Linked DNA regions of Homo sapiens: region 1 is linked to region 2. Evidence: chromatin loops called from intact Hi-C (ENCODE). Cell type or tissue: Caco-2. All regions are shown on one strand. Links, peaks and the distances in the headings refer to the core of each region. The heading gives the core; the rest is flanking DNA.

What was found. A loop is a pair of places that touch in the nucleus more often than their neighbours do. Peaks named below come from ENCODE experiments on the same cell type or tissue, not always from the same donor. Only the 100,000 strongest peaks of a DNase experiment are listed, where the experiment ranks them.
Region 1: it touches region 2 in a loop (6-fold over the local background); 2 of 110 quality-filtered maps call a loop at or near these places.

What each region holds. Positions count from the first base shown.
Region 1 is chr2:120,844,156-120,850,208 of GRCh38, reverse strand. The region is part of intron 2 of GLI2 (GLI family zinc finger 2); the gene reads right to left. Among named protein-coding and RNA genes, the nearest start is that of GLI2, 110 kb to the right of the region's middle. RefSeq lists an enhancer at 3,550-4,050. In Caco-2, for the core only: no CTCF peak of the experiment used is centred there; no DNase peak of the experiment used is centred there.
Region 2 is chr2:120,893,439-120,899,491 of GRCh38, reverse strand. All of the region lies in intron 2 of GLI2 (GLI family zinc finger 2), which reads right to left. Among named protein-coding and RNA genes, the nearest start is that of GLI2, 160 kb to the right of the region's middle. In Caco-2, for the core only: no CTCF peak of the experiment used is centred there; DNase peaks (open chromatin) are centred at 2,421 and 5,092.

The DNA.
Region 1 (6,053 bases), core at 773-5,772, 50 kb after region 2:
TAAAGTGCTGGGCACACTGAGGGATGTTTTAATGTGAAGATTTTTGTCCTGATCCAGGCAATTTTCTTGTATTGTTCTTGTATAACCTTCTCCCGTCTGTTTTCTGTTTCAGTTTCTGAAACTTCCATTAGTCAAATACTCCATCACCTGCCTTTGTATTGCATCTTTCTCAGCTTTCCTTTCAGATGTTCCAGTCTTTGCTTTCTTCTTCTTTTCATGAAATGTCATGTATCCCTTTAATGAACTTTTTATTTCAACTATCATATTTTTAATCTAAAGCTCTTTTTTGTTCTCCAAATATTCTTATTTCATAGCATCCTGTTCTTGTTTTATGGATGCAATGCTTTCTTGGGCCTTTCTGAGGATACCAATGGGTGGGAGGTCAATTTTCTGTTTACATTTTCATCTCCTCCTGAATTCCGCTGCTTTGGGAACCATGCTTTCCCAGTCGTCCATGTGGACGTTGCTCTTTCACATAGCAGCCTTTCTTCAGATGTCACTTAAACCCTGGGTGTCCACTCACATTTAAAGAAGAGGGACTGGAAACTTGGTTAGAAGTTCTGCATAGATGAGTGGGGCTTGTCCAATGGTAGCTTTAGCAATTCCATAGGGAGACCCCCAAATGCCAGAGTGCTCCAAGCTTGGCACTAGGATCCAATACTCACAGGGTCTGCCCTGGTTACCCCAGAGAGTTACCTTACTTTCTCTACAAAAGAACACAATTGCCGCCATCATCATCATCATCATGATCATCATCATCATCATCACTATTGGCATAAAAGATAAACACCTGGATTCTAGTCATTCTATATGGGAGGTTGAGAGGAAGAGAGGAATCAACGACACCCATTTAATTTTTTTAAAATGATGGTAAAATATATATAACATAAGACTTACCATTTTAACCATTTTTAAGTGTACAGTTCAGTGGCATCAAATACATTCACATTGTTGTGAATCTTCAAAACTTTTCCATCTTCCCAAACTGAAACTCTGTGCACATTAAACATTAACTCCTCATTCCCCTCTTCCCCAGCCGCTGACAGCTGCGATTCTACTTTCTGTCTCTCTGAATTTGACTACCCTAGGGGCCTCATATAAGTAGAATCATGAGGACGTGTCCTCTAGTGTCTGGCTTGTTTCACTTAGCGCATATCCTTGGGGTTCATCCATGTTGCAGCATGTGTCAGAATCTCCTTCCTTTTGATGGTTGAATACTATTCCATTATATGGTAAGCTACAGTTTGTTTATCCTTGCCTTCATCATCCATTTAATATTAAAGCCACTTAGAGTAATACATGACAGAGTGTGCAGACCTGTCCTTGTCACACAGGGGCAGGAGTGCCGCTCCGCTCTCCAGAGATGGCATCCCAGCCCCTTCCTGCCACTCCTTCCTTCTTCCTAAGAAAAGTGACTATCTGTGAGCTTCTAGGCCTCTCCACAGAATGTGTGGCCCAGGGCCCACATCTTGCTGTCCCCAGTCCCCACACCCCAGTGTGGGTGGCCTTCTTGACAGAGGACTAGCTATTTTTAGTAGAAATGCAGAACTGCCACCATTTTTAGCAGGAAAGGCAAAGGTGCCAAGGAGACTTCTTTCTCCTCCAACTCTTCCCTCCCCAGGGTCTCCTTCCTGCCAGCGCCTTCTGCAAAAGTTGCCAAGAATAGGATGAACAATGAAAAACAGACCTAAGTTTTCATCCCTGTCCTGAGTACCCTGCCTCCACCCAAAATAAAGAGAAAGGCTGAGGCGACAGGGACAACCCCAGGGGCGAGTCGGTAGGCAGAGCACCACCCTGCTGCGAACTCCCTGTGTGGCCATCCCCACTCTGCTCGCCGGTCTCCTGGTGTGATAAGATGAGGGGTGAGGCTGCGTAGCTCCCAACGCCAAGGAGCTCTTAATGGAGGAGCCCCACGTTCTAGCTGGTGCAAACCCACGGGCCAGGGCAGGAGGCTTCTGCTTGCTCCGCCGCCCCTTCCAGGACTATTGCAACCAGGCGGCGGAGTCAGGCCCATCCCGGGAGCTTCCTTCTCAAGTTCAGAAGCCAGAGGCATTCAAAGTGCTTGCTCAGGTGCGCGCTGCGCGGTCTGCGGGGGCCGGACAAGCTCCGTCAAGATGCAGCCTGCATTATTCATGCCTTCTCCCTCTTCCCACAGCTTCTGAGGGAGGCCGCCACCATGGCCCGCTCACAAGGGCTGCTCTGAGCACTGCCCCTGCCTAAGCGCCTGCCTTTAATAAAAGATAAACAAGAAGTACCATGTGGGGACAGTGACATCTGCTGCACCCCCTCCCCACAGCGGGTTTCTCCCTTTCTGGGATTTGGAGCCACATGCGGCTGGGAAAGAGGGCTGGCAGGGATCCAGCTGCAGTCGTAGGCTCCACGCTGGGTCTTGGCCTCAGCTGTATTAAATCAACTCCCTGGCTCCAAATAGGAACCACCGCCCCCCCGCCCCTGCCCCCCACGCAGCCAAGGCAGGAACATCTGAACACCAGGATCTCCCAGCTCACTCTGGGAGGCCAGTGGCAGTTTCCAGGGCTGACATTCAGCCTGCTCCAATCCAATCCCCCAATCCATCCCCCAATCCAAGTTCACCAACCCCCCAATCCAAGTTCTAGGCGGTGGCAGGCCCAGAAACAGCCATTGCTCCGCTTCCTTCCATCGCTGGAAACTCAGGAGGAGCCTCGCAGGAGTTCTCTTTGGCTGTCTTCTCTTCCTCCTGATCTTCAAGAGACGTGGAAGGCAGGGGGTCCCTGGGTGCAGTGGTCTCTCCCAGAACTGCATGGTCCCTCTCATACCTCGAAACGCTTTTACCTGTGTGGACCTCCTCCTCCATAAGACACATTAAAAATTATATTTTACTAATGTGTTGGTTTAAAGACGAATATAATCCAGGCTTCTGGGCTGGATTATATTCATTTATTTTCTTCCGATTATTAAAAAATTAAAACGTTTTGGGCCCATCCCAGGATGACGAGCCCTCAGCACAGTGCCTGCTGAGCCTGATGGAGCAGTCAGCACTGTTCTTCCTTGCCAGAGCCTCAGGTTTTCCTAGGACTATTCCAGGAATTCCCTAAGTCCCAGGCAAACCCGGATGATTGGTTGCCCTCCTCGCACCTCTTGTTTCAGACGCAGAGCCCCCGAGAAGCAAGGAAAGCCATGACGGTCTAACCATCACAACCCCCAAACCTGGAGACTAAACCAGAGTAGCTGAGCTCTTGCCACAGGCCAAGACTTTATTAGGAGCTGGAAAGACACAGCTAAAACCCATGCTTGCTCCCAGGAGCTGCAAACAAACAGCTGCGGTGCCCGCGCTGTGCAAGGCCTGGGCTGAAGACACGGTCACTGTCACTCCTCTGAACACAAGGACGCTTCCATCTGCACAGCAACTCTGAGATGCAGCTAGAAACATGGGTTTTATAGGTGAAAAAAGAGAATCTCAGGGAGGTCAAGGAACTCACCCAACTGGCTTTGAAGGGAAAGGGCTGAGGACCAAGCTTGGGACTGCCCAGCTCCATGCCTGAGCCATGGTTTTGCCAGAGCCAGACTCATTGAGGGGAACCAAACACGGCTGCCTCTTGACCTGGTACACCTGAGTGGCCTGGAACAGAAAGGCAGGACAGGTGCTTCGGCACGACCAGGGGCTGTTGGAAAACAGCCCGGAGAGGTGCCAGCCCCTCAGGACCCCTGCAGAACAGGTACAGTACCACCACCTGTGCACTCAGCCCACACCAAATTACCAACTGCCCGGAGACCCAGCAGCTGTGAAGAGCCCCCTTAGAGAGCTTGCTCTAACGATGCAGATACCTGGGCACCTCCCAGGCCCAGCCAGTTATGGCTGAGGCCCACAAAGGCTTTCACAAAACCTCTTCTGAGTGATTTTTGCTGAGCAGCCAGAAACAGAGAGCCCAGAACTCCACCTATCTCTCACCAGACAGATGCACATGGAAGGGCCAGGGACCAGGAGCATGCTGTAATTAGCTCCATCCAGCAAGCTAGGAAAATGACCCCAATTGGGTGGCTTTGAAGAAGGTGGAAGGGAGGCCACTCCACGGCAAGAAACCAGAATGACTGACGGGGGAGATCTAAACCAGGCCCACTCCACAAATGACAACACACGAGTAGGTCTAGTCGTGCTTCGGACCCCCCTAGTGACATCTCCCAGCTGACCTGGGGAAAGGCAGAGCCCCCAGTGATGTCCAGTTACAGACCCAGATCCTGGCTCTGCCTCTAACCAGCTGACTGACTTAGATAATTCCACTTAGCCTCAGTTTTCCCATCTGTAAATTGGAAAGGGTTGTTGTGAGGATCAAATGGGCTAACCTGTGTAATATTTAGTCTGATGCCTGGCAATTAGGAAAACCTCAGCAACAATATCTACATAATACTACCACGTATTCCAGGCACAATACCTGGAACCTAATAAGTAATGAATATTTACTAAGTGGATGATTTGCCACAGAAACAGAGGTATCCATGCGGGTACCACCCCATCCCATGATTCCAATCAGGAAAGAGTCCAGGCAGTGTCCCGAGTTCATTAGTGGTAGAATGAGCCAAGTCAGCACAAGAAGCTGACCGGGGCTCCCGACTGCTGTGCCGTTTGCTTTCCAGGTCTCCCAGGGAGCACCTCTCCAGTCCCCAGGCCACCCAAAACTGGGCGGAGTGTCTGAGAAGGAGACTGGAGGCAGCCAGCCCCAGCCAACTGGCAGCTGCAGCATGTGAGCACGGCAGAAAGTCCAGGCCCACGTGGGCGTGCCTGGGCCTTGGCTGAACCAGGACTGATCTAGTTCCTTGAAGCCAAGTGGGGATGTTTCCTCCCTGTATAGCATGTCTTCCCTTGGAACAACCACAAGACATGTCATCGTCTTAATGAAGCCCTAGCGCTGTTTGCATTTCCAAAGCATCTCTTTCTCCTTCATTTTTAGTTTATATTTTTGAGACAGAGTCTTACTCTGTCACCCAGGCTGGAGTGCAGTGGCACAATCTCGGCTCACTGCAACCTCCACCTCCCGGGTTCAAGTGATTCTCATGCCTCAGCCTCCCGAACAGCTGGGATTACAGGCGTGCACCACCATGGCTGCCTATTTTTTGTATTTTTAGTAGAGACGAGGTTTTACCATGCTGGCCAGACTGGTCTCGAACTCCTGACCTCAAGTGATCCACCCACCTCAGCCTCCGAAAGTGCTGGGATTATAGATATGAGCCACCGTGCCCAGCTTCTTTCTCCTTTTTTTCCTCACCTGCTCCTCCCACCCAGTCTACACAGGGGGCAATTCCAGGTGGAGAACAGGAGGCTAGAGAGGTTAACGTTCATCACCTGGAATCATGCAGCAACTCACAGGTGAAGCCTTATTTTCAGGACACTATGTGGGCCAAGAAAGCAATAAGGATTATCCCTACCCAACTGGCTCCTGAGACTGAGGGGTCTCTGCTAGGATGGGGTGCCCCAGAAAGTAAGTGCCCTTTGGGGTGCAGATCACAACACCAAATTACCCTATCCACTTTGTCTTGGTGACCAAAGACACAAACTGAAACCACAACCTCCAGGGAAGAAAACGTTAATTTCCTTTCTAACTAGAATTCAGAACATTTTGGAGCTGGAAAGAATCTTTGAGAAACCATAGTCCAACCTTCCCATTTTACAGATGGGGAAAGTGAGGTTCAGAGCAACAAAGGCTGCTCCAGGCTAGTCAGTTAGCAGTTGGTCTTCTGATTTCCCAGCCAGCAAAGTGACAGGAAGGGACGGAGACCCTCCAAGCCCCACCTGCACCCACTATAAAGACACAAGAAATGGAGCTTGTACCCAAGTAGGGCTGGATGTACTAATTTTATGCAGATTCCATCTAATGCCATTAGGCAATCAAAGTAAGGATTAGCAAACTACAGCCTGAGGCCAAATCTGTCCACTGCTCATTTCACTGGGACACAGCCCTGCTCGATCATGCACATACCATCTATGCTGCTTTTGAGCTCCAGTGGCAGAGGAGAGTAGTTGTGACAGAGACCATACGTATGGCCTGGAAAGACTGAAATCTTTACTCTCTGGCCCTTAA
Region 2 (6,053 bases), core at 427-5,426:
TCCTTGGGGAAGCTGCAGCCTGAGGAACAGGCTGTGGGGTGGAATGTGTGTGCATGTGTGTATGTGTGTGTGTGTGTGTGTGTGTATGTGTGTGTACACACAAGTGTGTATGAGAGAGAAAAAGAACATACTTCCAAAAAAGGAAGTCCTGGAAGCAAACCCCTAAAGTGAGAAACGTGCTCTCCCTCCCATCCTCAAGTGTTTGCTTCTATATTACACTGATCTGCAAAACCCATCTCCCACCAAGACGCCTGCTTGTAAAACACAAATGCACAGATGAGGCCCAGCTGCAGCCTGCTCTGGCTCACAATGGCTCACAATGAGCCTGCTCTCTGCAGATTGATCTCCAGGAAAGAGCTCTCCTGGCGGGGTGCAGGAGGCTTGCTGTCCTTCAGAGGAGTTTCCAGTGAAGGACCCAGTGTTTGGAGAGAGGCGTAAATGCGTGAGCAGCCAGGCCCTCCCGGAGGGAGTAGAGGAAAAAGGACTCCACCGCAGACCCTTTCGTTTCTGTGTCTGGAGGTGCCACGTGCTGACAACTGCCATAGCTCCTGGCTTTTCTAACCCTGGTCCTGGATTTAGAAAAGTCTTAGCACCAGCAGCCATGTACAGATTTGTTCCATAACTTGCTCTTTCATTCTGGGTGAGAACAACATCCAGCTACCCCAACTGGTAACTGTCATTTTGGACAAGTCGCTTCACCTCTCTGAGCTGCAGTTTCCTCATCTATTTTCTCTATCTGAGAAAATAACAAAGGACACTTTGTTATGATACAAGCAAGGGACTTCAGATTGGTGATGTCATCCAGAGGAGACTAGAAACCAACAGAATCCTCCGAAAACGCTGTGCCCACAATCTTTGCCCTCTTTACAAAGTAACACAGATACTCCTTGCCACCCAGAGCCGGGTGGTGATAAAATGAAGCTCTCTTTGTAAAGTGTCGAGCCCATAGTGGGTGCTCCATAAATGTTCATTTCCCCTCCCTGAAGCATGGCTCTGCACTCCGAGCTGGAAAGAAAGACAAACGCACCCCAATTCAGTGCGAATCCAGGCATGCACGCCCCAAGTGAGGCAGCCCTCGCTCACATCCATTTGCATTTCCTTCTGCGAGTGCTCCAATTTTAAAAGCTTAATATTTATTTAGATATTTATTTTCACTGTAAATACAACACATGTTTACAGAGATATTTATTTTTCTCTATAAACACAGTAAATGTCTGGGGAAAATATAATCCCAAACTCACAGGACTGGAATGATTTTCTTTATGACAATCATTTTGTGTGTGTGTGTGTGTGTGTGTGTGTGTGTGTGTGTGTTTTAATCTATATCAGTGCCTTATGCCATTGCGTTTTAACCCTAATTTCGAGGGAGTAGGGGGTGGATGGAAACCACTCCACAAAACAGCAACAAGAAAAGACCACAGGTGAAGGGGACCTGTGGTCCCCCTTCACTGAAAATCACAGTGTATCAACTCCTCTGAACGGTGGAAAGCAGAAAGGTGCAGTTCCCAAGGGTCAGCATCAAGATAAGACTTGCTGAACCTGACATTGATGCCTAATGAGTAATAAAATGTCCCTTCATGGGGTAGAGTTACTGGATGATATCATGAGACTTTAGCACCTTAAAGAGGTCTCATAAAATGTTAGCACCCTAAAGAGGTGACCATGTTATATAAATACAGGATAAAAGATACCAGCTCAGCATGAGTATCAGTCAAACCCACTCATTGTACAGAAAGGGAAACTGAGTCTCTAAGAGATCTTCAGGCCTGAGATCAGACATGTTAACGGCAAGGCCTAAATGGGTATTTTTTTCCAGAATAGAGTGGTAAAGATGTGAGTATCTAAGAAAATTACACAAAGTGTCCTTTGTTATGACACAGGTAAGGGATTTCAGGTTGGTGATGTCATCCAGAGGAGACTAGAAACCCAACAGAATCAATCCCCTGGCCTCCAAAAACCCTGTGCCTACAATCTTTGCCCTCCTTACAAAGTAACACATTTACTCCTCAACTTACCATGCCCCAGTAAACCCACAGTAAAGTCGAGCCATTGTAAGTGGAGAACTGTCTCTACTGTGATCACCTTTATTGCTTCAAAATTTATTTTTAGCCTTTAGTAGGAAAGCGGTAGTGTTCAGGCTCTTGAGCAAAACTGAGAGACGATTCTCTGAATCTCTGACAACTCTGGGCAGAGCCAGGGAGCAGGGGCCCATGCTGTTTCAGAGGTTTAGGACTCAAAGGATGGAATCCTCGTTCCCCTAACAGGAAGTCAACACGGGGAGTTTGCTACTTCTGAGGCTGACCCGGACAAGACCAGGAGCTGTGGCCACATTTGTGATGGAGAGGGCGTGGCGGCTGGAGCGTGTCAGTGGGGGTGGTGCTGGGGAGAGGCATGTGCCCGCAGGCAGCCCCATGGGGAACAGTGCAGGAATCTCTTCCCCCAGCCCCTCTCCCTCACACAGGCCACCTGGGACAGAGGTGGACACGTTCCTCCCCTGCCCCTAGGCAAGCACTGGCCTCAACTTCAACTTGTTAATTTCTATTTCATGATCCCCTTTTTTTCTTTCCCCTGATCTCCGCCACTTTTTGTTCAGCCCTGTTACACACTATGCATTTTTGGAGGCTGCCTGTAGAACTACATAGGGTAAAAATGAATAAACGAGCTTCTCAAGAGTTAACTCTTGGTGACTCTTGAGGGATTAACGCCCAAGCTGGGGATTCCTTGAGAAAAAGGGCCAAGGCCTCCGAAGAAGGCTGTGTGTGTGTGTGTGTGTGTGTGTGTGTGTGTGTGTGTGTATGGGTGTGTGTGAGTGTGTGGGGGGGTGGGTGTATGTGTGTGTGTGTGTGTGTGTGTATGTGTGTTTTTCAAAGGAAGCCATGGTAGAGACCTGTTGACACTTCCACCTTCAAAACAAAATGCCAGTTGTTGGTGGTGCTAAAATTTTTACTGCTGTTACCACCACACCAGCACTAGGGCCTTCAGAGTTTCACCCTTCAGAACAGAAACCACCTCCTTATTACTGTCAATACCCCCCCACCCCAGCTTGGTGGGCCTGGCTAATACTCATATCTCTGAGACATGCCGGATCCCACCCTGCCTCAGGCAGGGAAGACAGGGCCCCTCTGGGCTCCCTCTGGACCCCAAACAGCCTTCTGGGGTCATGGCCCTCGCCTACCCACACCCCTGGTGTGTCTGAGTCTCCCACTAGGCCTGGGGTGGGGCTAGGGGGCTGCCTTCAGGCTGACCTCAGGGTGGGGCGGAGAGAGGGTGGGGGAAAGAAGGGAGGGAGAAATCTGAGCCACACTTAATGCTATGAGATCCACAGACCATCAAGGCAGGTGAGAACCAACCTGCCCAAGATCACTCAGGGACAGAGAGGGACAGGAAAACTATGACAGTTCTAACTGTTGGCTTGATGAATCACAACCCTAGAACCTTCACACAGCTCCAGGACACCCTGGCCCTTGTCTGCCTTCTCCAATCTCAGTTTCCTCACCCATAAAATGGGAGGGGAGAGTCACATCTGTCTCACCAGGAGGTGATGAGCAAGAAATAGCTCTAATGACTTCAGAGCCCTTTGCAAATATCAAGGTGTTGGTTAGAAAACCATAGCAACCACAGTGGGCTCAAACCTTTCCTTTTAAAAAGAGGCAAGGAAGGGATTACAAGACGAGGGGAGACCAGTGACCAGACGAAGTGTCTCTGGGTTCCGGGCCCATCCTCCCAGGGAAACTTACTGAGAAGCATGTTTTTGTTTTGTTTTTGTTATTGTTTCTGTTCTTGTTTTTTGTGACGGAGTCTCGCTCTGTCACCCAGGCTGGAGTGCAGTGGTGCAATCTCAGTTCATTGTAGCCTTCACCTCCCAGGTTCAAGCAATTCTCCTGCCTCAGCCTCCCGAGCAGCTGGGATTACAGGCCCATGTCACCATGCCCAGCTACTTTTTGTATTTTTAGTAGACATGGCGTTTCACCATGTTGGCCAGGTTGGTCTCGAACTCCTGACCTCAGGTGATTTGCCTGCCTTGGCCTCCCAAAGTGCTGGGATTACAGGTGTGAGCCACTGCATCCAGCCCTGAGAAGTATGTATTTTTTATTCATAACAATTCACCCCAATTCTAAGGAGAGACTACTTCACTTCCCCTTCCTCCCCTTCTAACAAAGGACTGTTCCTTCCATCAGTTCCCCAGTGCCACATCCAAGCAAAACTTTTCTGCTCCATACTTACAGCCAAGTTCACACGTTTAGTTTTGTTGTTGTTTTTTCATTGTTGTTGTTTTCTTTTCCCTCCCAGTTTCCAAGGAGAGAATTGCTGGCTGCAAACGCTGGAAAGGCTGACACAGAGGGAAGCCAGGCCAGCCTGCAGGGATGGCTGAGGTCCATGCAGTGTCCACAGCCTGGTGGCCCAAGCCTCCACCGGGGAGCCCCTCCCCTCCCCTCCCCATCAGCCAGGTCCTCAAGGAGGCACCCATTGAGGCACTAGAAAGAAAACCATACTGGGCCGGGTACAGTGGCTCACGCCTGTAATCCCAGAACTTTGGGAAGCTGAGGCGGGCAGATCACGAGGTCAGGAGTTCAAGACAAGCCTGGTCAACATGGTGAAACCCTGCCTTTACTAAAAATACAAAAATTAGCCAGGCTTGGTGGCAGGCGCCTGTAGTCCCAGCTACTCCGGAGGCTGAGGCAGGAGAATCGCTTGAAACCAGAAGGCAGAGGTTGCAGTGAGCCAAGATCGCGCCACTGCGCTCCAGCCTGGGCAACAAGGGCAAAACTCTGTCTCAAAAAAAAAAAAAAGAAAGAAAAGAAAACCATATGGGAGGAAAGAGGTAAAATGGAAGTGGGGGGATTTATGGGGGGGCGGTTTGAAATCACTGGTACCCCCCCCCAAGGGTTAATGCATGTCTTCATTTGTGGTCCTCAAGGACACAAGACACAGATTAGCCCCCACCCCTGGCAGTAAGAACTGATCCCACACTGGCGCTCTAGAAAGAGAGTGAGAAGGGAACAGAATGCTCAGGAGGGAACAGAGCAGGCACTCTGAGCACTGGAGACTCCCAGGCTGCGTATACTCAAGGCTAAAGTCCCCCAGAGGCGTAGCTGAAACCCAGCCTGAGTCAGCGGAGCCACGCCGGTCCCAGGCAGCTATCAGCTACGCGGGCCCCAGGCAGCTATCCTTTCTAAGGGGTGTCCTTTCTAAGGGACATCTGTCACAAAAACACATTTAAAAAATATACTAATGAGTTTTGCTTTCAAAAAGTGCACAGATCTGAGAGACGGACAATTGCTTGGGAAGAACCAGGAAAGCAAGCTGAGCTCCAGGGTGAGATTGGGGCCTTTCCGGAAAGTCAGAGTGAGCAGCAGAGAGAAAGGAACTCAGCTGGAGCTGCCACAAAGCCCCAGGAGGACCCGACTGTCCCCACAATAGGCCTCTCGGGCCTCAGCCTTCGGCATTGATTAACATGCAGCGGGCTGGGAAGAAAGCGAGTTTATTCTGCAGGGGACGTTTGGGAGGGGCAGGGGTCAGGTGGCTCCCCCTTAAATCACGCTGCTGTCAGCCCCACACAATTCCCTCCCCTAGGGCTGGGTCATTACTCGGGTTTATGCAAAATAAACAGCTTTGCTAAATATTCCCCCAGACCAGGTCCACAAAGGCCTGGACTAAGGAGGCAGAATGCACTTGAAGACCCAGAAAACCATCCGCTTCCTCGCCCAACTGCTTTGCCAGGGAGTTCAGAGGCCCCCTGTCCACATTAGTTTGCTAAAAGTTTATCTTTTTTTTCTGTTTTGTGGGGGGTTGGGGGGAACTTGGTTTTGCTTTTCTTTTTCCTTTTTTTTTTTCTTTCTTCTTTTTTCCTTTCATTTCTTTTTTGGTAATTCCTCCCGAGACACTGCCACCAACCCTGTTCACTCATTCTTGGCCGGCTCTGACTCACTCCCTTCACTTTCTTTCTTGAGCTATGTAAGACTTACAATTCCTGGTTTTCTATAGGGGAACTGAGCCATGAGAAATCTCTTATAAACGCTCCCAGAAAAGGAGTCCGTTCTCAGAAGATCCTT